Regions from separate parts of the Mus musculus genome. Here all the other regions are linked to region 1. Evidence: chromatin loops called from intact Hi-C (ENCODE). Cell type or tissue: heart. All regions are shown on one strand. Region 1 overlaps Pgbd5 (piggyBac transposable element derived 5). Region 2 holds the start of Cog2 (component of oligomeric golgi complex 2). Region 3 overlaps Ttc13 (tetratricopeptide repeat domain 13). Region 4 holds the start of Capn9 (calpain 9).

Region 1 (5,000 bases):
CTTCGTCTGCTGGCCTTCTCACCAGCTTCCGTATACCATTTCTTTCTTCTTCCTTCACTCTTCCTCCAAAACTAGAGAGGCTGTGAGTACAGCTCCTGGAGGCACAGCCCAGTTGACCCTCATGCCTGCTTTGGCCAACCTGCCTTGAAGGATGGAGTGAGGACCACCTGGCATATAGGAAATGCAGGCCACACCTACTGAGGCTAAGCTGATTCCATGATAGACTTCAAATTGGCAGTTAAGGAGACTAAGTCGATTACTAATAGAAAACAAAGCCTGGGTTCACCCCCACCCACCAGGACTGTGGAGGAAGAGAGCATCCCATTGGTGGACTGTGGAGGAAGAGTGCTGTCCATTGGTGGACTATGGAGGAAGAGTGCTGTCCATTGGTGGGTTGTGGAAGAGAGCCGCCCATTGGTGGACTGTGGAGGAAGAGAGCTGCCCATTCCTCAACAACAGATTCCAGCTCCCATGCCTTTAGAATGCCTAGAGATAGAGTAAGATGAAGCCCATCTATCCCAGAATTCCAATGTGCTTTAAATCAAGCCTCTGAGCCTACTTGCTTGTCTATCTTGGTAATGGGAGACCCCGGCATGCTGGACTTCTGCAGAATAAACACTCTTTGTGTTCACATACTGCCCGGGGTGTCATTCTTTGGTGAATCGTGGACCCTTACACTGTTGTCATGTCTTCCAGAGTCAGCCAAAACAGAGTGTGGTCAGAGTACCCTGAGTGACCACACTGAGACCGCCATCCCTGTCTTCCTTTGAAGGTGTATTTCCAAGACAAGTCAGGAGAGAGAAAATATCTTGCTCAGGAGAGCATCCCAGGTTGGAAGGAGGCTCCTTCAACCTCAAATCTGACTAACAGTCCTTGGAGCAGGGTTACCTTCCAAGCTCGCCCGCCTTGCCTGCTAGATTCTGCTGTCTTCTCAGGCTGTAAGGACCCTGCATGCTGAGGTCAAAAGTGAATATAGAATATAGAGCCACCCAGCAGTATCGTCTACCCCTAAGTACCCTAAGAGCCTGGCCTGTATTCTTCCAACCCTCCAGAGCTGCCCCTTGGCTGCCCCGCCCACCACCTGATGGGCTGCTCCCACCACTACTGCTCTGAGTTCTCATTCTGACTCCAAGGTTGCAGAGCCCAGGCATCGAGCCAAAGCCTGAGGGCTGGAAGGAGAACTGAGACATTGCTCAGATGGCAGACGGGGAGATCAGGCTGGAGACAGCGAGGAATGAGCTTGAGTCCCTGTGCAGAATAAAAGCTGAAAATGTGCCCTTTCTGGCTCTCGGAACCTGTGTCTCCAGTCACTGTGGCTGCCCCTGCTGTGGGGAAGGGGAGACTCCTCACCCACAGGGCACAGGAGAGAGGCTGGACAGTCTGTAAAGCAGGTGTTAGCATAGTGAAGACACAAACTAAGCTCTCAAAGAAAGACAGTTATAAACACGGCCAGAGCACAGGCAAAGGCCAGCCAAGGCACAGCTTCTTATCTGTGCGCAGAGCCTGGCAGTGCCCCTAGGATGGGAAAGCTCTCCAACTCCTGAAGCCCCCGACGCCAAGGACAAGCATCCACAGTCTCTCCTGACTTCAAGTCCACACAGTCCCTGGAGGTCCCCATCCCTGACTCCAGTTTCCCTAAGTCTCCCCCCCCATTCTAGGTAAACATAGCACCTGGAGGACACCCCCAATTCCAGAAACTCGCAGCCCTCAGAAGCTGAGACTACAGAGACATGGTGCAGATTTCTAGCTCCCCTTAGGCTGGTTCCCAATTCCAATACTGTATGTGCAGCTGAATTTGAAGACCACAGAAGCAGAGAAGAAACAGCAACGGGGTGAAGGACTGAGTCCCACAGTGCCAGGCATGTACACACACACACACACACACACACACACACATACCTACCTCACAGAGAGGATGCAACAGAGACATCACCACTCCGCAGGATGGCCCGGAATGTATAGCCAGGGGCTTTGCCAAGACTGCGCTGCCTGGAGTGGATCCCTTTGCCCACAGAGGCCGATGGAGCACCAGGCTGGCCACAGTGGCTCAAGATTGTCTTGTGGGAAAAGGGCCCAGCTCTGTATCCAGGCATGCCTGACTTCCACATACGTTCTCTAGACAGGGCACAGAAACCACAAAGCCTTCATTTCCCCATCTTCAGAATAAGAGTTTTCAACACATAGAGCAATCCCGAGAATAAAACAAAATATTGTGCAGGAAGCAGGGCGCCGCATGAGGTTCACACTGGGTATGGAATAACCGCCGTTCATAGCCACTGCTATGCAAGTCATCTGCCAAGATGCTGTCATTACTGTCATGTGCCTCAACAGAGATGCAGCCACTCCACCTAAGACTCCCTCTATGGAAAAGCTAGGTATTCAACTCTGCCCGACTTTGCATCTATGGAGGGATGCAGATTTTACAAACCAATCACGAAGACCACCTCAGGTCTCTTGGCTAACCCCCTAAGATCAAGCTCAAGGCTCTGTGGGACGGGGTTAACAGATACCAAGCACACTTTCTGAAATCAGCAGGTGCAGGAGGTATTTGGAGGATGCTCCTTGTGGGCCTCCGGGCTCTGACTGCTCCACCTCCTGTTCCCCATCCATTCAATGACTTCACCCAATACTAAGGAGCAACTATATGCAGTTTGACGAGATGGCCGGCAGGGGGTGCCGCCACAGAAGCTCTGCTGCTGAGCGCCTAGATAAAACCTTTCTCTGACCCCCTCCAAGTCAAGTTCTCCAGCACTTGAGTCACGTGGTTGGCTTATGTCCCACCCACACAACCCCAAAAAGGGGGGGGGGGGTCAGGAAGAGCGGCAAGCATGGTGTACAGGCTGCTGCCCTCTCCAGCTCAGTGAGTGACTCACCTGCACCTTGTCTGCTACATACCAACCTACAGGGCCAGAAATATTCTTGTCCTCACAGCCCAACGCAACACTCCCTGCACCTACCAGCGCTGGGCACCTTCTACAAGTGGGCGCAGCCTGAGGTATCCCAAAGAGAAACAAGTGTCCTCTCGACACCTTTGGCTGTGCACAGGGACAACACACTCCTCCCCTCCCTCCTCTTCTTCTCTTCCCTTTGCTGAGCCAGGACTTCATTATATAACCAGGCTGCCCTCAAACACGCGATCCTCCCGTGTGCTGGAATGACAGACATACAGATGTCATCATCCTCCCCTACGCGAGTCAAGCCAATGGGAAGAGCAGCTGGCCCAACATCCCACACACGCAAAATGGTATCACATGCCCGCAGGGCTGTGGCAACACCAAAGGGAACTTCTGTTCCACACAGCCAGCCTAAAGACCAGAAACTCATCAGCCATAGCCTATACTTATTTCTGAGGCCCATTCAAAGTCCAGCGCCGTCCTGAGCGGACTCTGACATGCCCAATTAAGAGAAGAACCTCATTCCCAGCCCGCCTCCTTTTGGCTGCCTGCCAACCCATGGCCTCCCAACCCATGGCTTCCTTGGTTTTCCCTCCACTGTCTGTGTTCTAGCTGCGTCTACAGGCCTCATCTGCCTCCCCTGAACTCCTGGTTCATTCAGTGAGTCTCCAGCACTGTATAAGAAACTCTATAGCTGCTGGAACTTCAGTCCCTCCCTTTCCTCCACATGATTATCAGCTTCTTTTGTTTGTTTTTAAAGACTGATTTATTTAATGATTATGGTGTTCTGCTTGCATACATACATACATGTGCACCACATGTGTGCCTGGTCCCTGCGGAGGCCAGAGAGGGTGTCTGATCCTTTAGAACCAGCTCGTCTGTGAGCTGCATTGGGCACTAGGAACTGAACGGAGGTCCTCTGAAAGAGAAGTACTCTTAACCGCCAAGCCATTTCTCTGGCCCCATGATTGTCTGTGTTTTGAGATGGGGGTCTCAGGTACCCCAGGTTGGCCCCAAACTCATTTTGTATTTGAGAAACTGAATTTCTGATCCTCCTGCCTCCACCTCTAAATGCCAGGACTACAGGTGTTCGCCAGCACACCAGGCTTATGTGCTGCTGGGGTCAAGTGCAGGGCTCTCTGCATGCTAGAAAAGCCCCCTACCAACCGAACCAAGTCCCCAACTCCAGGTCTCTTTGTTTTTGTTTTTTAAAGACAAGGTCTTATGCTATCCAGGCTGGCTTCAAACATAGCCAAGGATGACCTTGAATTTCTGGTCCTCTTTTGTCTCCAGTCTCCAAGTGTTGAGCCCAAGGCCTTGGGCTAACTGAACCACATGCCCAGGCCCCAGAATTAGTTTTTAAAACAACCCTTTTCAGCCACTCTCCCGCTTCACGTGTCCTGCAGGCACCTACGGTCTTCTGCTTCAAGGGGGAGCCTTTGCTTTCTGAGTCTCAAGTGATAGAGAGTCCCACCCCTTTACAGCCCATCCAAGCCCACGTCATCACATGGGACTGGCCACACCAAGGCACTTGCTCACCAGCACGCGGGGTGACTTAACTCTCATCTGCTAACCTCCTGCTGCCTCCCACCACCAGCCCACCCAACCCTCCCACCCACTCCAAACACCTGCCTGCTCCTCTCTATTCAGGGTCAGCTGCTCCTCATGTGACAAACAGCACCTGCAGCCAGATGCCATGTGTCCTCTACAGTGTCAGGTGCCACCTTGTTGGCTTATTTAGTCCCCAGCTCCCCAAGAGACCTTATTGTTCCCACTTCACAGATGAAGCTCGGGACCTCAAAGCTTCCCCAGCGATCTGATCCCGCCTGACAATATTTTAAGATTGATTTACTTAACACACTGTGAGCGTTTTGCCTGCACTTCTGCATGTGCACTTTGTGTGTGTCTGGGGTCCTAGCAGGCCACAAGACAGAGATATCCTAGAACTGGAGTCACAGAAGGTTGGGAGCTGTCGTGTGGATGCTGGGATCTTAACTGCTGAGCCATGTCTCCCTACCCCTGCCCACCAACTCTTCTTCATCGCCACATCAGAGGGACTTACTGTTAAATTACCCAGTGTCTACTTATCGGATGTACATGGCAGCT
Region 2 (5,000 bases), 120 kb after region 1:
TTGACCAATAACCTGTTGGTACCTCATGGTTCCAAGTCTCAACTTCAACTGCCACTGATGCTACACCTTCAATAATGGCCTCTCCTGGCCTCTCACAATGCTAAGCCTCAGCTGCTCTCCATGACCCCTTCATGTCTTTAAAACCAGTACCACCTGAGTGACTCCTATACATTACCAAATCCAACTGCCAGCATGAGGTACGGTACGACCTTGGCCACCTCTAGAACACAGCTTCTCTGTGCTCTCAGAAAATGCTTCCCAAAAACTTTCACCTCAGGGATACTGGTCTCTTCTTAATCATCACTGATTTCTTAACTCCAGATAACCAGCATCAATAGTCCCAGTCAGAAAGGTTTCACTTCGGTAGTTCTGGTATCTTATTAATCATAGCTGATTCTTCAGCCCTAGCTAACCAGAACCATAGACTTAAATCAAAGTCGCCAACAGCCCTGATAGTCTTTAAACTTCCTTCTGAAACTTCACCAGCCAGACCCCTCCATCTTCTGCCTGCTTTCACCATTCTTATCTTCCAAGCGTCTACAGAACATTCCACTGAGCTCTTAATATTCAATGATTCTTCTAGCACAAAGTTCCAAAGTCCTCCCACAATCCTCCCCAAAACATCACTGAAGTCAGGTCTGTCACAGCAATACCCCATTCCCGGTACCAATTTGTCTCAGTTAGGGTACCAGGCTAACTATGGCTGCAACAAAACACCATGTCTTAGTTAGGGTTTCTATGGCTTCAACAAAACACAATGATCAAAAAGCAAGTTGAGGAGGAAAAGGTTTATCTGGCTTACACTTTCAGATCACAGTTCATCATTGGAGGAAGTCAGGACAGCAACTCAAGCAGGGCAGGAACCTAGAACAGGAGCTGATACAGAAACCATGGAGGGTGCTGCTTGTTAGCTTGCTTCCCATGGCTTGCTCAGCCTGATTTCTTAATGAACCCAGGACCACCAGCTCAGGGATGGCCCCACCCACAGTGGGCTGGGTCCTCCCTCACAGAGCACTAATTGAGAAAATGCCTTACAGCTGGATCTCATGGAGGCATTTCCTCAGCTGAGACTCTCTTCTCTCTGATGACTCTAGCTTGTGTCAATTTGACACGCAAAGCCAGCCAGTACACCACTGAATCTTTGCAGCAATTCCAGGGTTAGCACACTAGGCTGAACACAGTCAGGTTCTTTGATAAAGGATGGAGGAAAATATCAGAAGGGAACAGCAAGTTCTAGCCCCAAGCTTCTAGGAATCAGGCAGGTTTCCCAGGAGTCTTTGTTTCTCTCTTGGCGAGCACCTCGGGTCCCTCCCTTGGTACCTCCAATTTGCCACTCTGAAATTATAGCGAGAGGCTGAATGCCACATCTCTCAGACTAATAATAACAGCAGAGAACTGTTCGCTTTGTTAGGTTCGAGGATAATACTTTGAGTTGGCAAGAAGGGCTTTGTTTGATCTTTTACAGGAGGAATCGCTAAATAAGGTGTTGGTGAAGTGTTCTAACAATATCTTCCCATGACAGCTATGATGGTGGTGGTAGCCTGGGTAAAGAGGACCTGGAGACAGGCTGGGGGTTACTAGAGCATGGTCAGCGTATGGCGAGTTCACGTTGCCTAAACTTGTGAGGGTGAAAGATTTGGTAATAAGAATAAAATATTAACAAGAAAGCAAGACTTCTTTGCTACACACAAACCAACATGTTAGGGACATCGGCTGCAGTCCAGCCTATCCAGCACATGCTCAGGCGATAGGGTCTCTGAATTTTACCCCAACATTCAGTTAGAGGGATGGTGTCCTGTTTGGTCTAAACTGAAATACAAAGGGATCACTTTCCTCTGACCATCTTTAAGGGCAGTGACGTTTTCTCTCCTCACCAGGAGAAAAGAACAAGGCTGTCCTGGTTCTTGACTTTTCTCCCAGGCCAGCTGCCTCGGTGCATGCGTGAGGCTGCAGTACCACGCTCGACTCCCGGAGGCAGTAGCGCCAGGCTGGGAGCTTCCGGCTCGAGGGCGCCGCTCTTATCACCAACAGTGCGCAGCCGCCCGCGACGCTCGTCTATTGGCTGTCGCTCGCTGCTGCCATACTGGCGGAAGCGGAAGTGGAGCTGGGACGCTGGGGGTGGGCTGGGCTGCCGCGTCCCCTGCGGTCTTGGCCTTGAGGGGCGGCGGCCGGCGTGATGGAGAAACGCAGGATGAACCTGCCTACGGGGCCGGACACGCTGTGCTTCGATAAGGACGAGTTCATGAAGGTGAGGGCACCCGGCAGATCGCCGCTGAGTTGGCCGGACGCTGAGGCCCGGTGGTTCCCAGAGGCTCCGGCGGGTGTCAGGGACGTGGGATGGAAGGTGGCAGGGGTGTCCAGGCTGAAAACGCTCTGACATTAAGAAGTGGGAACCTGACAGCCTCGCCACGCTGCAACCCAGCGGCCCTGCTTACAAATCTAAACCGAAAACACTTGGCTGATAACATTTCACCGAGCAGGCACAGCCTCCGAACGGCGCAGGCTTTGAGCCTGTTAGTTGTACCTCTCCGCTGTTGTCACTTAAAACAACCCCAAACATATTTACACCCGCTTTCTTTCTCGAGACAGGGAGGGTTTTGAGTTGTAGCCCGGACGGGTCTCGATCCTCCTGTCTTAAGGGCAGAAATGGCAACTGTGAGCTAAAAGTTTGTGCCATTTAATAGTTGCGATTTGAGGGACCATTTCAAAGCTGGTTCCGAGGTTAGGAATTTCTTTCTGTCTCTTTGGCACATAAAATACTAAGCAAACGAGTCCAAGTCTTACTGTATAGAGTGTGTGTGTATGTGTGTGTGTGTTGTGTTTGCATGTGTGCACCCTGCTCCCCTTTCACAATCGAATTTTTCCCTCTGACTTAATTGGCCTATCTCTGTTCTGGTATTTGCATTTAGTTGACATGGCCAAAGAAAGCGCTGAGGTTTTGGTGTTTGGATTTTAATTTATATGTGACTTCTGTACTGTGCCCACGTAGGTTTCCATGTGTGAAAGGCTTTTTTGTGTGTATGTGTCTGCCTTCCTGAGTTTATGTGCACAGTGTGTGCAGAAGCCCTCAGAGGCCAGAAGACTGTGGGGTTCCCTAGAACTGGAGTTACAGGTGCTTGTGAGCTGCCCTGTGGGTGCTGGGAGCCAAACCCTGGTCCTCTGTTAAAGTAGTAAGCACTCTTAACTGCTGAGCCATCTCCAATAAATGAGGTTCAAATGGGATGCTTGAAATAATGATTCAGAAAGCCCCTGTTACATCCTGTGACTTATGGATACCTTGGAAAGAGGGTTAAAAAAAAAGAGCCAAAGGTACATGACAGGGACAAGAGTCTGGAGGAAGAAAGCTTGCCCGGGGATCGTGGCCTGTTTTTACTTTAGGTGAGAAAACTTACTGTGTTCACTGTTCACCATTTAACTCAGGCCTCCTGCAGGCCTTGTGCCAGCAGCTGTTCTGGGCCATTGCCTCAGGGTTGGGCATTGCCTGTGTCTCCCTCACTCACACTGAGGTGATACCTCTGTTGGATGCGATGCCTGTGAGGAGATGGCACACAATGTGAGTAGTTAGTGAGACAACATCAGCAAACCTGGGACGGAATGGCCGGACTGCTCCACGCTCTTTGATGCAGTCAGCTCTCTGAGTGTGCCACGCAGTTTGTAGTTCTGCTGATGTGGCCATTTCCATTGAAGAGGAAACAACATGGAACAGCCATTGTGTGTGATGTTGGTTTTTCTAGGTGGAGCCAGAAATTAAGGCCCTTTATTATTTGTGCTTCCTTCAAAGAAGTGTTTTATGAGTTAGTTTCGTGGCAGAAAGGACAGGAGGAGTGCCTGTTATCCAAATTTTATGTGTACATTTGTATTTTATTCAACATATTTTTCAGTGGCATAGTTTTGTTTTTTTTGTTTTATTTTGTTTTGTTTTAACAAGGATGGGATATCAGATACACATTAGGAGAGTTGAGGCTCCGTCGATTGCAGTCATCTGATTAGAAATGTGCTGTCTTGCCAAGATGTTGACAGCCTGCTGAGCAGTGGTAGCAGATGTTTGCTCATTCATGGCCCACCCTACTGTGTGCCAACTACTACTGTGTGCCAACTACAAGTCTAGATTTGAAGAGACAAGGGCAGAAAGGTGTGGCTTGGCTGTTGAACATGAGAAAACACATGCGGGTTCAGAAACTGTGCTTGGTCTGTGGTGGTTAGAGTATGGAGGAATGTCAGAATCCAGACCGGAAATGCAGGTGGGACGGGATGAGAACTGATGTGCCCCGAGTGTCATAGGAGGGAATCTGTGTTCTACCCAGTGTTCATCCTGAAGCTGGGGTCACCTTTGACCGGGAGCTTACAGGGCTATATCATTGTACTAGAAGGAGCTGGTGAAGGAGATTGCTGTCCAGCCAATGAAGTAGGATAGAAGGTGTTGGCAGTAGAAGGTGGTATTGCTGACAGAGGTCAGACGGAGTGCTTGGGCACACCGACATCACATCCTTCCCGTCTGCAGCCAGCATGTGACGTCATTCCTGTTCAGGAAACACAGAACATCCTCACCTTGCTGATGACAGCCTCAGTGCTGCATCTGTGCATTCCCTCCTTGTGGCTGCTGTGGCCTGACCCTCTCCTGTGCCATCAGCTGCCCTGAGACTCTGAGCCTCTACATTCGCAGGCTCACAAGCTTGATGGTCGTCTCTTTCCACGGCACACATGCCCAAGTTCTACTCTGTTCTCTCTGCTATGTCTTCCCATTGGCTTTTCACTTTCCCGCTGGCTTTCCACCTTCCCGCTGGCTTTCTGCCTTGCCTGGCTCTAGTCCTTTCCTCCCTTCTCTCTGTGTTAATCCTTCTCGCTCACAGTTTCTGGCTGGAGAGTTGTTACTGCTGTCTCGATGTGTTCTGTTCTCAGTCCTAGGACCAAATACCTGACAGAAAGCAACTCAAAGAAATGTTTGTTTCAGCTTGCCAGTTGCAGTCAGACCATCATGGCAGAAAGGAACGGTGTGGAAA
Region 3 (5,000 bases), 280 kb after region 1:
GGCCTGAATGTGGGTCTATCCTATTTAAATTCAGCAGGACACACAGACACACATACATACACAGAGAGAGGGGGGGAGAGAGAGAGAGAGAGAGAGAGAGAGAGAGAGTGGGGGCCTTGTGGGAAGAAGGGTTTAGTGGGAATAACTGGGGGGATAAGAAGGACTAAAAGTCACTACAGACATGAATGAAACTATCAAAGAAGAAATGATTGTAAAATGCTTCTCAGTTGGCGGCGGTTGAGAGTAATGATGGCCAGAGCCTCAGATGTGCAAACTTTCCACAAAGACATTGCCACCCTCTCGAGACCCAGCAATCTGCAATGCGTGCATGGTAGCCCTGGGCCCGCATGGACCCGTTTTCCTGCTGTTGGACAAGCTCTCCGGAGCCTCTGAGCACCAGGCAGAGGTGCTGTGGGAATTCAAATGGGTTGTGTGCACTTAGCCAGGAAGGATGCTGCCCCAGGCATATACTGAGTACACACATGGCCCAGACACGGCTCACATCAGGACATCCCTCCACTGGCCGCCACCAGCCCCACGTCACACTGGAGCGAACATACTTGTCTCCTGTGATGGTGATGGTGAAGCCGTCATATTCCTTCCCTTGATCTTTGAGGCTGGGGACTTTGGTGTTCACGGTGAACCCGTCCTTTGTTTTGGTATTAAACTGCTTTCGAGGGAAAATAAAAATCCATATTAGCTGCAGTTCTCACACTGTAACATGGTTCTGTCATGCAGCACCACACACACATTGGGCTGCATTCTCAGCTCCCCTGAGCTACATATCGCCCACATGCTACGGGCTGGACATGTCTACTTCTAATCCGTCCTGAACCTTAGACTTAGCTCTGGGCTTGTCTGAGGCATTCAAACTGAGAGACCATGTGCTCTCTCTTGGTAGGCAGTGGCTAACAACACTTCTCCTTTCTTTAGATGCAACACAGGCCCTAAGTGCCTCACATCCCACAAACCTACAGAGCAGCAGGGGCCCCAGCAGAAAGCTGCAGGTGCCCTACAGCCAAGATCTAGCTCAGTGCAGCAGCTGCTCTGGGGTTGGTTCTCCTCCCAGCGCAGCAGGCAGCAGCCTTGCCAGCCAGGAGCAGCAATGCCAGCTCCTGCAACCTGAAAAAGCATGTGTCCCTGAAAAAGCACTGTGCCCTGCAAGTGCTCCCCAGAGCCGCAGGCCCGAGGGGTGCTCAGTGGTTCCTCTCCAGGTGTGTTTTAGGTTCACAGACTCTAACCTCGCAGACCACAGGTTGTGAGGGGACCTCCTCAAAGCCGGCCAGGGTGTCTCCTAGGAACACAGCTTCAGATGCCAGCTCTGAGTTAAAACCTGCGATGCTCTGCCTTTATTCTAGAATAGTGCCCTCCGACTCTGGCTGGGATGGATGGAGCTGGAATAGGGCAGGCAGTGACAGACAAAGGACTCTGGGCTCTGGCGGGAGGGCTTCTCCTGCAGCAGGCCACAGGAGCGATGGCTGGAGGCCCACGGCAGGGTGCAGCTGGGCAGGACTGACTACCAGGGCTTTCAGCTGAATTGAGGGAGAAGCGCCTTTCTTCAGGGACTGGCTCTCAGAAAACAAGTGCAGGTGCTTTCCCGTATGCCCACTGAATCCTTGCCACAAACAGACCAGGTATGAATGCACAGTCCCAGGAAAAGGAACAAACCTGGCCATACTGCTGGGCCAGGAAGTGGCAGAGTGGAGGGCTGAGGGAGGGCCTCTGACTCTGGTCCATGCTCCTGGCTAACGATCTATCTGCTGGGGCCTGAGTGCTTTTCTAAGTCTCCAGTGGCACGCCATGTTTTTCAGAGGAAGAAGAAAGCTACAAGTTTCCCATATGCACATCCATAATCCGGCTGAAGCCAGTCTGAAGCTGGAAACGCTCCCATCCAAAGGACAAGCTCCTACAGACGACACAGCAGGGCAGTGCTGCCACCCTCTGGCTAGGTGTTGTGAATGCACCTTGGCACGCTGCTTTCCTTTCCACGATCTGTGTAAGCAGATTTCGTCTCCCACCTGAAGTCTTACTAGATTTTAGTGACTGAAATCCACAGAGGCTGACCCAGCGCAGTGCCGGTCTCCTGTCCGCAGTGTGTCCTGCCGCCTGTCATGGAGGAGCTGCCGGGATACTGAAGGTCAGCACCACACAAGTGATGTTAAAAGCCACCTGAGAGTCTTCTTCCAACAAATCTGCCATTACCGTGTCATGCAAGACTTATGGGTATTTTTGTCTCCTTCTGTGATCTTTCCTTTAGTTCTGACTTTCTATGTCAAAGCCGCACCTCAGTTCCATTCTCAGAGCGCATTTCAGATGGAAACGGACGTCACGACTTATGCTGTTGCTGCTGCAGTGCTGGGAATCAGACACGGGCCTACTAGGTACCAGGAGAGGGTACTCCCGTGACTCCCAGTGAGGCACCTCTGGGAGCAAATGGAGATGAAGGTGCTCAGAGCAACTTCCCACCATCAAGGCCACAGCTCTGTCTCAGCTCACAGTTAACTCTGAGCAACCCCTGCTACGGCACAGACTTCCACTGCAGATGTGGCCACACAACAAGGGCTCCCCCGCCCCTGCCTCAGGTACCTCCTCTTCTGCAGCTGCTGGCCTCCACACGCCTATCCTACGGGACAACAAACAACGCCCACAGGAATCTGGGGGAGACGGGGTTCTCCAACTCTCCTTTTAGGAATCCATCTAACTACAGCTGCGTGGCTTTTGGGCCGCTGGGGAGTACTGGACTGTGGCCACAGGTCCAGCGTGAGTATATTTATTTTCAAGTCCTTTGTTTCCTGAATTGACTGCGTCTCGAAAGTCGGTTCTGGTTGAGTCTGGTTCCAGCGCTGTACTTGATCTGGGTTACTGCTTACAGTGTGTTAATGTGGGGTCTCAGATGCTATACTTTGTAAGTTCTGAGACAGCGCAACAGTCACATATGTGCTTTGGTTTTCTTTTATACAATTCCTCCTGAGATATATTTTCAATTTAAGTGTATGTGTGTTTTGTCTGCATGTATGTCTGTGCACCCTACATGCCCGGTGCCTGCAGAGGTCAGAAGTCAGATGCCCTGGCACTGGACTTACAGACAGTTTTGAGACACCACAGGAGGTCACCACGTGAGTGTTGGGAATCGAGCCCGGGTCCTTGGGATGATAAAGGCAGGGCTCTTCAGTACCAAGTCACTGCTCCAGCCCCACCTGAGATGCTAATAGCAAACTTACCTTCATAATTGGAAGGAGGTCTTCCACTTTGTGTACCTTTTCCAGAGCTTCTCTGACTTCCAATAAGCCCTTTGGATTATTTGCTCTTGAAGAGAGGGGGAAGGGCAGAGGGAGGTTAATGCAGAATACGATACGCAGATCCATTCACGTCTTAAATAACTGCTCCTAAGGACAAGCAGCTCAATGCTGCAGGCCCATATATCCCAGGGCATCTCACTGACAGGGTCATCCACCCAAATCAATAATACATGTGAGAAAATCATGTTACTGACTTCTTATCCACCTGCTCCGCATCCCCTAAGCAGCGAGCATTGGCCTGGGGCTGACGCAATGCACTGGAGGCCCATGTGTGGGTCCCGTATAAATGTCATACCATCTAATGCAAAGGCCCTGAGCATGAAGAGGTCTTTGGAGAGGATAGACAGCATCCCACACTGGGCAACAGCAGGAGTCAATGCGAGCCAACAGGTGTGGGGCTGCAGAGGCATGCGCGGCGAATCAGGAAATGCAGCAGGCCAATGCGCAGGCGCGGGGGTCTTAGCTGACCCTTGATTCTCCTGTTCCAACTCTGCACTGGCAAGTGTGTGGTTTCACTTCTCAAGCTGCTCGGATCTAAGCACCCTGCTGGGGGGGCGCCACACGGTTCTCATGCTCAGCTGGTGACTCCACCTCAAAACTCAATGCCCCGCGGGATGGACGGAAGCTCTGTCGGCAATCGGGAGTGTCACTGTGATGAGTGTTGGCCGAAAGCACTGCCAAGGCCAACACTGTGAAGCCATTACTCTGGCGGAAGCAGGCTTTAATTAAACTTCCGGTCTAGTTCGTTTGGTCTGCCTGTGGTTCAGTTTTCTTTTTTCTTTTTTTATATTTTTTATTAGGTATTTTCCTCATTTACATGTGGTTCAGTTTTCAAATCTCACAGATAGACCACACATGAAACACATGGGACCAATGCATCACAGCAAAGAGGAGAACTGGAGGCTTACCCGTGATAAACAAGAATTCTATCTTTAATAAAATGAAGTATTTTCTCAAAATATTCCAGATATCTCATATTGATCACTTGACCCCTGTAAGGTAAAAGCGATAAAATTAACCATCATTTTACAAAGGCTTGTAAACATCAGTTAGTTCCAAAAACAAAGAGCGGGGACAAATATGGGGAAGTGTAAGAGAGGGGCTTGCTTTGTCACTGTGGGAGTAGCGACTCCCATCTCAGCAGAAAGCTTGGGCTCTTGGAATCTGTCCTGGCAGAAAGTGTCCAGAAAAGACGTAGCTCCTGACAGGCCACAGAGGAAGGAAAATCCTTAGCTTCAGGAGTTCAGACCTGATGGCGACTACCATGAGTGGCGCGCCTGGTTCTCTGGGTGCGCGCCTGCCTATTGAATGTGCCTGGCTCTCTGGGTGCACCTGCGTATTGGACATGCCTGGCACTTGTGTGTGCCTGCGTAAGGACACACCAGGCTCTGGACACGCCAAGCTCTCTGTACACGGCAGGCTCTCTGTGTGCATGCCTGCCTGTCTGAGGGTGCCTCTCGGGCCTTTTAGCAGTCCTCCTTCCCTCTACCCTCTGGAGACACTATACTCCTCACATGCCCATTCCGTTTTTTGTTTTGTTTGTTTGTTTTCTTCTTCCCCTCTCTTGAAGGTGTTCGCGTCTAGCAACAGCTGAGTCGAAGTCCGTCTACCCTAGGAAACACCACTCCCTGCTTCTGACAGCTCCCTCACATCAAGGTCATGATGCAAGGAGGACTTCTCTCCCTGACAGGGCACTTCAGT
Region 4 (5,000 bases), 180 kb after region 1:
ACTGTTTCCGTCAGAGCCGAATGAGGCCGCAGAGCAGACAGAAATTGGTTTCCTAACCCTTTCTCCACTCTAGCTCATTAGCATTCGCGCAGCCACAGATACAGCACAGGCTGCTGGTCCAAACTCCATGTGTGCCTTGGCACAGGTACTAGGAAAATCTACGGAAGGGTGCTTCTGCCCCAGTGTGAGTTTAGATAAACCATGGCCCTTCCTATGGAAAAATGTCATCACCCTCTTGCCAGCAGAGCTCCAAGCAATGGTCAAAGAGCTGTCCTGTGGGTCTGGCAGGCTGTCTCTTGCGAAAGCTGTGCTCTAGAAATAATATTTACTCAATGGTCAGTCCTTCTATGGAAAACATAGCAAAGAAATTTGGAAACACAAATAGTAGTGTCTTTCCACTAGCATCTCAGAAGTATTCACATATGGCTTTAATAAACAAAATACTCTCTAGGCTTCAGAAATATCTGTGAACAGAGGGTCTTTGACTTGTTTTGCTGCAGCCAAGAAAGAGAGGGGGCGAGGCAGAGTGGATACAGGGCATGGAGCAGGCTGCAACTTCAGTCCTAGGGAGAGAGAGCCAGGAGCCACCTCAAGTTCAAGGCCAGCCTGGGCCACAGAGTATAACTCTGTAAACAAGAAGAAGGAGGAGGAGGAGGAAGGGGAGGGGGAGGAGGAGGAAGGGGAGGGGGAGGAGGAGGGGGAGGAGGAGGAAGGGGAGGGGGAGGAGGAGGGGGAGGAAGAGGGGGAGGAGGAGGGGGAGGAGGAGGGGGAGGAGGAGGGGGAGGAGGAGGGGGAGGAGGAGAGGGCAAAGGCCATCACTGGAGGACTGCCAGGAAACTGTTTGCTGGGGCTCCTTAACTGCAATGGTTTATTTCTGAACTTCTGACCCCTAGTGTGCACATGCAGCCCCCCAACATCTCCCCCTCCAACATGTGTGCACTTCCTCATACACATGCACCTACACACACACATGTACCCCCCACATACATGTACCTACACACATGCCACCCCAACACACATATACCTCCACAATGCATGCATACACACACACACTTGCACACACACGCATCTCTAGGCACACATGCACCCCCCCACATGCACCTGCACACACACACACACATGCACCCCCCACATACATGTACCTACACACATGCCACCCCAACACATATATACCTCCACAATGCATGCATACACACACACACTTGCACATACACACACACATGCGCCCCACCCACACATGCACACACACACACCAAGTAAATTCTTAGGTTTTTGTTTTGTTTTGTTTTGTTTTGTTTTGTTTTAAAGAGCAAAGGTGACCTGAGGGACCCTCCCTCCCACTGTGCCCTTTGACACCTCTGCTTTCATCCAAAGTCACCCAAGCCAGAGCCTGGGGACCAGAGCGTCCTCTCACCCTCTGCCACCTCCAGGCAGCGACATTAACCCCTAGTGAATGCTGTCAGGTCAAGATAGGTACTAGATAAAATTTCTATTGAAGATGGGAGAGGAGCCCACTTCTCTTTTCATGAGGGGCTGACTGCGTGCAGTCTGTCATGATGGGACCTTTCTCCTGTAGGCATCCAAAAATCTCTTCAAGGACTAAGCAGGCTTAAACAGTTGTAGGAACCAGAAATGTTTGTTAGGGTCCTGGGCCATCTCTGGAGACACAGAGAGAGGGAGTTGGGGGCCACACTTCTGTGAGAGTCATCTCCCCCAAGGCACCAAGCCCTCCAGCAGGAGGGCCAGAAGCTTGCCCTGGCTCTGGATGAAGCCACCGAGCTACGGGCTCCTTCCTGTCTGAGATCTTAGCAGCCAAGCTCCTGCCTCTGGTTCCTTGGTGAGCAGAGACTTACTGCTGCTGTGGAAGTTTCCAGCTCGGGAGCAGGGCTTGATCTCAGGTCTAGTTCCAACAGTGCCCCCTGGTGGTCAGATGCTCTCATGACTCCTGAGTTCAGCCCTTTCTACCTCTACCGGAAATGAGTTTTTTCTTCTGTTCAAACTTCTGTCCAAGCCCTCCCAGAGAGCTGTTTTTCTGAGGCTGCCTTCCCAGTTAGTGCGCAACCCCATGCAGGCAACCCTCCTCCTCCCTGTAGTCACAACGCCTGTCTCCTGAGCCCTGGTCCAACACATTGAGCTCACGTCTGTCCCCCGAATGCAGAGGCTCAGTGCCTCACACAGTGGGATGTTTTCGGTCCCCACTATGTGGCGTGATCGCATATGGCTGGGCTCCTACAGAGAGTTCTGTGACCACCTCCTTGCCCCACTCCAATCTGGTCCTGGCACAGCCCCGTTTCAATGTGGTGTATTCTCATGGAAGGTCATCCCACTGACAACCCTTGGCTATGACGAGGCAGGTTTTCATACTCAGCAATACATTTTCGTCTTCCGGCACCCTGAAGGCTGTCTCATTGGCTGTAGCTCAGTAAGGCTCACCAAAATGTCATCCTCGGTGTGTGGAAACAGAAGGCTCCCGAGGGACTCTTTGTTCTGGAAAACCTGACCATGAAGTTCAAATGGGGGAGGAGTTACACAATATCTTTTTCTTCTTTCTCTCTTTTCTTTTTTACTTCATGCCTTCCTCCCTGGCCGCACTTTCTACAGAGTCTCTATCCCAGGGTATGCAGCTAAGGATGACTTTAAACTTCTGCTTCTGCTGCCTCCACCATCTGAGTGCTGACATCACAGACCTGCACCACCATGCCTGTTTCTGTGGTGTTGAGAATCAACCATAAAGTGTCCTGAGTGCTAGACAAATGCTCTGCCAATGGAACTATAGTCTCAGCTCTATTTGTTGCAAATTGGTTTGATGGGGCCCCTTGAGGACACTGTGAAGTTAGAGGTCACCTCCATCTCAACCAGCTACCCAGCTGGCATTTCCCAGTGGCTACCTTAGACCTGGAAACCCTGCCGCAGACTCTCTGACAGATGCTCAGGTACCATTGTCCTGGCTCCAGGAAGACAGGCTGCACCAGACAATGCCTAAGTCTATTTCTTTGCTCAAGCCACTGAGAGCCTGCAGGGTCCTGACCGGGAGTTTGATGTGGAGAAGGATGTTGTGAGGGCTGGAGGGGGACTTAAAGCTGTCCTTTGAGCTCACCTGACTCAGAGCCAAACCACCAGGACCTCATGGTTTTGTAGAGAAGGTGTGTATGTATGTGTCCAGTGCCATACCATATACCCTGTTGTTGTTGCATTATCTGCATGGGTGTTTTGTCTTCATATATATATATATATATATATATATGCTACACATATGTAATGCTTACAGAAGCTAGAAGAGAGCATTGGATTCCCTGGAACTGAAGTTACAGATGTTTGTGAGCTGCCAGCTGGGTGCTGAGAATTGAAATAGGGTCCCCTGGAAGAACACTCAGTCCTCTTAACTGCTGAGCCATCTCTCCAGTTCTCATACAGTGTTCTTTTTGTTTTTTGCTTGGGGGGGGGGTATTTATTTATTTATTTATTTTGGAGATAAGGTTTATCTGTGTAATAGCCTTGGCTTTCCTGGAACTCATTTTGTAGACCAGGCTGGTCTGGAACTCCCAGAGATCTGCCTCCTTCTGCCAAAGTGTTGGGATTAAAGCCATGTGTCACCACAGCCTGGCTACCTCGTTTGTTTGAGGCAGCGTCTCTCATTGGCCTAGAGCCAGCTCAAAGAGATCTGCCTTTCTCTACCTCCGCAGCGCTGGGACTATAAATGGACACCACGATGTCCAGCTTTGTATGCAGATCCTGGAAGCTCAAACCCAGGTCCTCATGGGAATACAATAACCGCTTTCCCACTGGAGCCTATCTCCCAGTCTGTAGGGAAGGCTTGGTGGGGATGTAACCTCATCTTTGTGTCCACACAGTTACTTCGGCAACTGTGACAGTCAAGCAAGCGAGCGAGTGGCTGGAACATAGACGGTGTGGCCCACGGATGTAAAGGCTTGTCACGGGAGGGAGCGCTGAGCCCTAATGTAAGTTAGCATGGGGTTGGGCTTAAAGATCCCAGGGAGCTCTGCCTGCAATGTCACATTGCGACACACCCAGCTCCCTCCAAGTACAAAGCTCTGCTGGCTCTAGACCTCACAACTATCTCCTGAACCAATTTGGTTGCTTGCTATCCTTCCCTTCGAAGCGACCCTACCTGTCCTTCAGGGACTCCACTGTGCATCAACAGAGGTACCTCCCCCCTCTGATCAGACTCAGCTATGCTCTAAAGTTGACTCCGGTTCCTTGGAACCCTGAGTGGGCAATGGTCTCACTCAGTATTTGCCATCCGGGAGGGCCCTATCTCATTTCACAGGGAGGTGCCCAGGCAGCGGGTGGAGGCCAGGGCTGGGACCTCTTTGCTGGCTACTCTCATCTTGCCTCTCACATCTTTTTCCTCTAAGCTGCGGGGAAGCTGTCATGCCTTACCTGCATCGGTCCCTGAGGCCACAGCCACAGCCAGTCCCCGGGGATGCCAGGACTATCCACTCCTCAGGTCAGAGCTTTGAGCAGCTGAGGCAGGGCTGCCTGCAGTCTGGCACCTTGTTTGAGGATGCTGACTTCCCTGCCAGCAATGTCTCCCTGTTCTACAGCGAGAGGCCCCAGGTCCCCTTTGTGTGGAAACGGCCAGGGGTGAGTAGGGTGTGGAGGAGAAAGAGAAACAGGGGTAGGGGGCGGATAGAGATAGGGATGGGGGGAGAGAGAGGGAATGCTGGATCTGAAGGGGTGGAAGGGAAGAGCCAATCACATGTAAGCACATTTATTTTTTAATAGGAGGCTTTCTGGTAATATGCTGGCTAAACACACATACATGGTCCCCAGTGTATCTGGCCACACCCTTCTGGCCTTTCGGAAGCTCTGAGTTCCGTTCAGTTTAGAGACATAGGGAGAGAAAGTCTCTCAGCTACGACTTGTGAGCAGGATTAGAGCTCTAACCCAAGCCACTTGCCCCATCAGAGCACAAAGGCAAACTAGCCAGGGTGGGAGGTGATGGGGTAACGAGATGCGTGTGATGTACCGGGAGGCCA

Evidence for each region. Hi-C counts contacts between places; a loop is a spot of excess contacts. Peaks named below come from ENCODE experiments on the same cell type or tissue, not always from the same donor. Only the 100,000 strongest peaks of a DNase experiment are listed, where the experiment ranks them.
Region 2: a loop joins it to region 1, with 2.6 times the contacts of the local background. A loop is called at or near these places in 9 of 42 quality-filtered maps.
Region 3: a loop joins it to region 1, with 2.0 times the contacts of the local background. A loop is called at or near these places in 6 of 42 quality-filtered maps.
Region 4: it touches region 1 in a loop (6-fold over the local background); 20 of 42 quality-filtered maps call a loop at or near these places.

The regions. Positions count from the first base shown.
Region 1 is chr8:124,396,361-124,401,360 of GRCm38, forward strand. All of the region lies in intron 1 of Pgbd5 (piggyBac transposable element derived 5), which reads right to left. Among named protein-coding and RNA genes, the nearest start is that of Pgbd5, 35 kb to the right of the region's middle. In heart, a CTCF peak has its summit at 2,669 (motif pointing right); no DNase peak of the experiment used is centred here.
Region 2 is chr8:124,518,704-124,523,703 of GRCm38, forward strand. Cog2 (component of oligomeric golgi complex 2) reads left to right here and starts at 2,064. Exons shown (of 18, transcript NM_029746.3): 1 at 2,064-2,248. The coding sequence starts at 2,177. In heart, no CTCF peak of the experiment used is centred here; a DNase peak (open chromatin) is centred at 2,048; H3K4me3 peaks cover 1,820 bases; H3K27ac peaks cover 1,178 bases.
Region 3 is chr8:124,675,781-124,680,780 of GRCm38, forward strand. Ttc13 (tetratricopeptide repeat domain 13) reads right to left here. Exons shown (of 23, transcript NM_001373939.1): 16 at 4,208-4,291; 17 at 3,222-3,306; 18 at 561-670. Among named protein-coding and RNA genes, the nearest start is that of Gm46058, 10 kb to the right of the region's middle. In heart, a CTCF peak has its summit at 1,949 (motif pointing left); a DNase peak (open chromatin) is centred at 1,941; H3K27ac peaks cover 682 bases.
Region 4 is chr8:124,571,753-124,576,752 of GRCm38, forward strand. Capn9 (calpain 9) reads left to right here and starts at 4,359. Exons shown (of 20, transcript NM_023709.4): 1 at 4,359-4,605. The coding sequence starts at 4,393. In heart, a CTCF peak has its summit at 1,927 (motif pointing left); DNase peaks (open chromatin) are centred at 149 and 1,979; H3K27ac peaks cover 1,501 bases.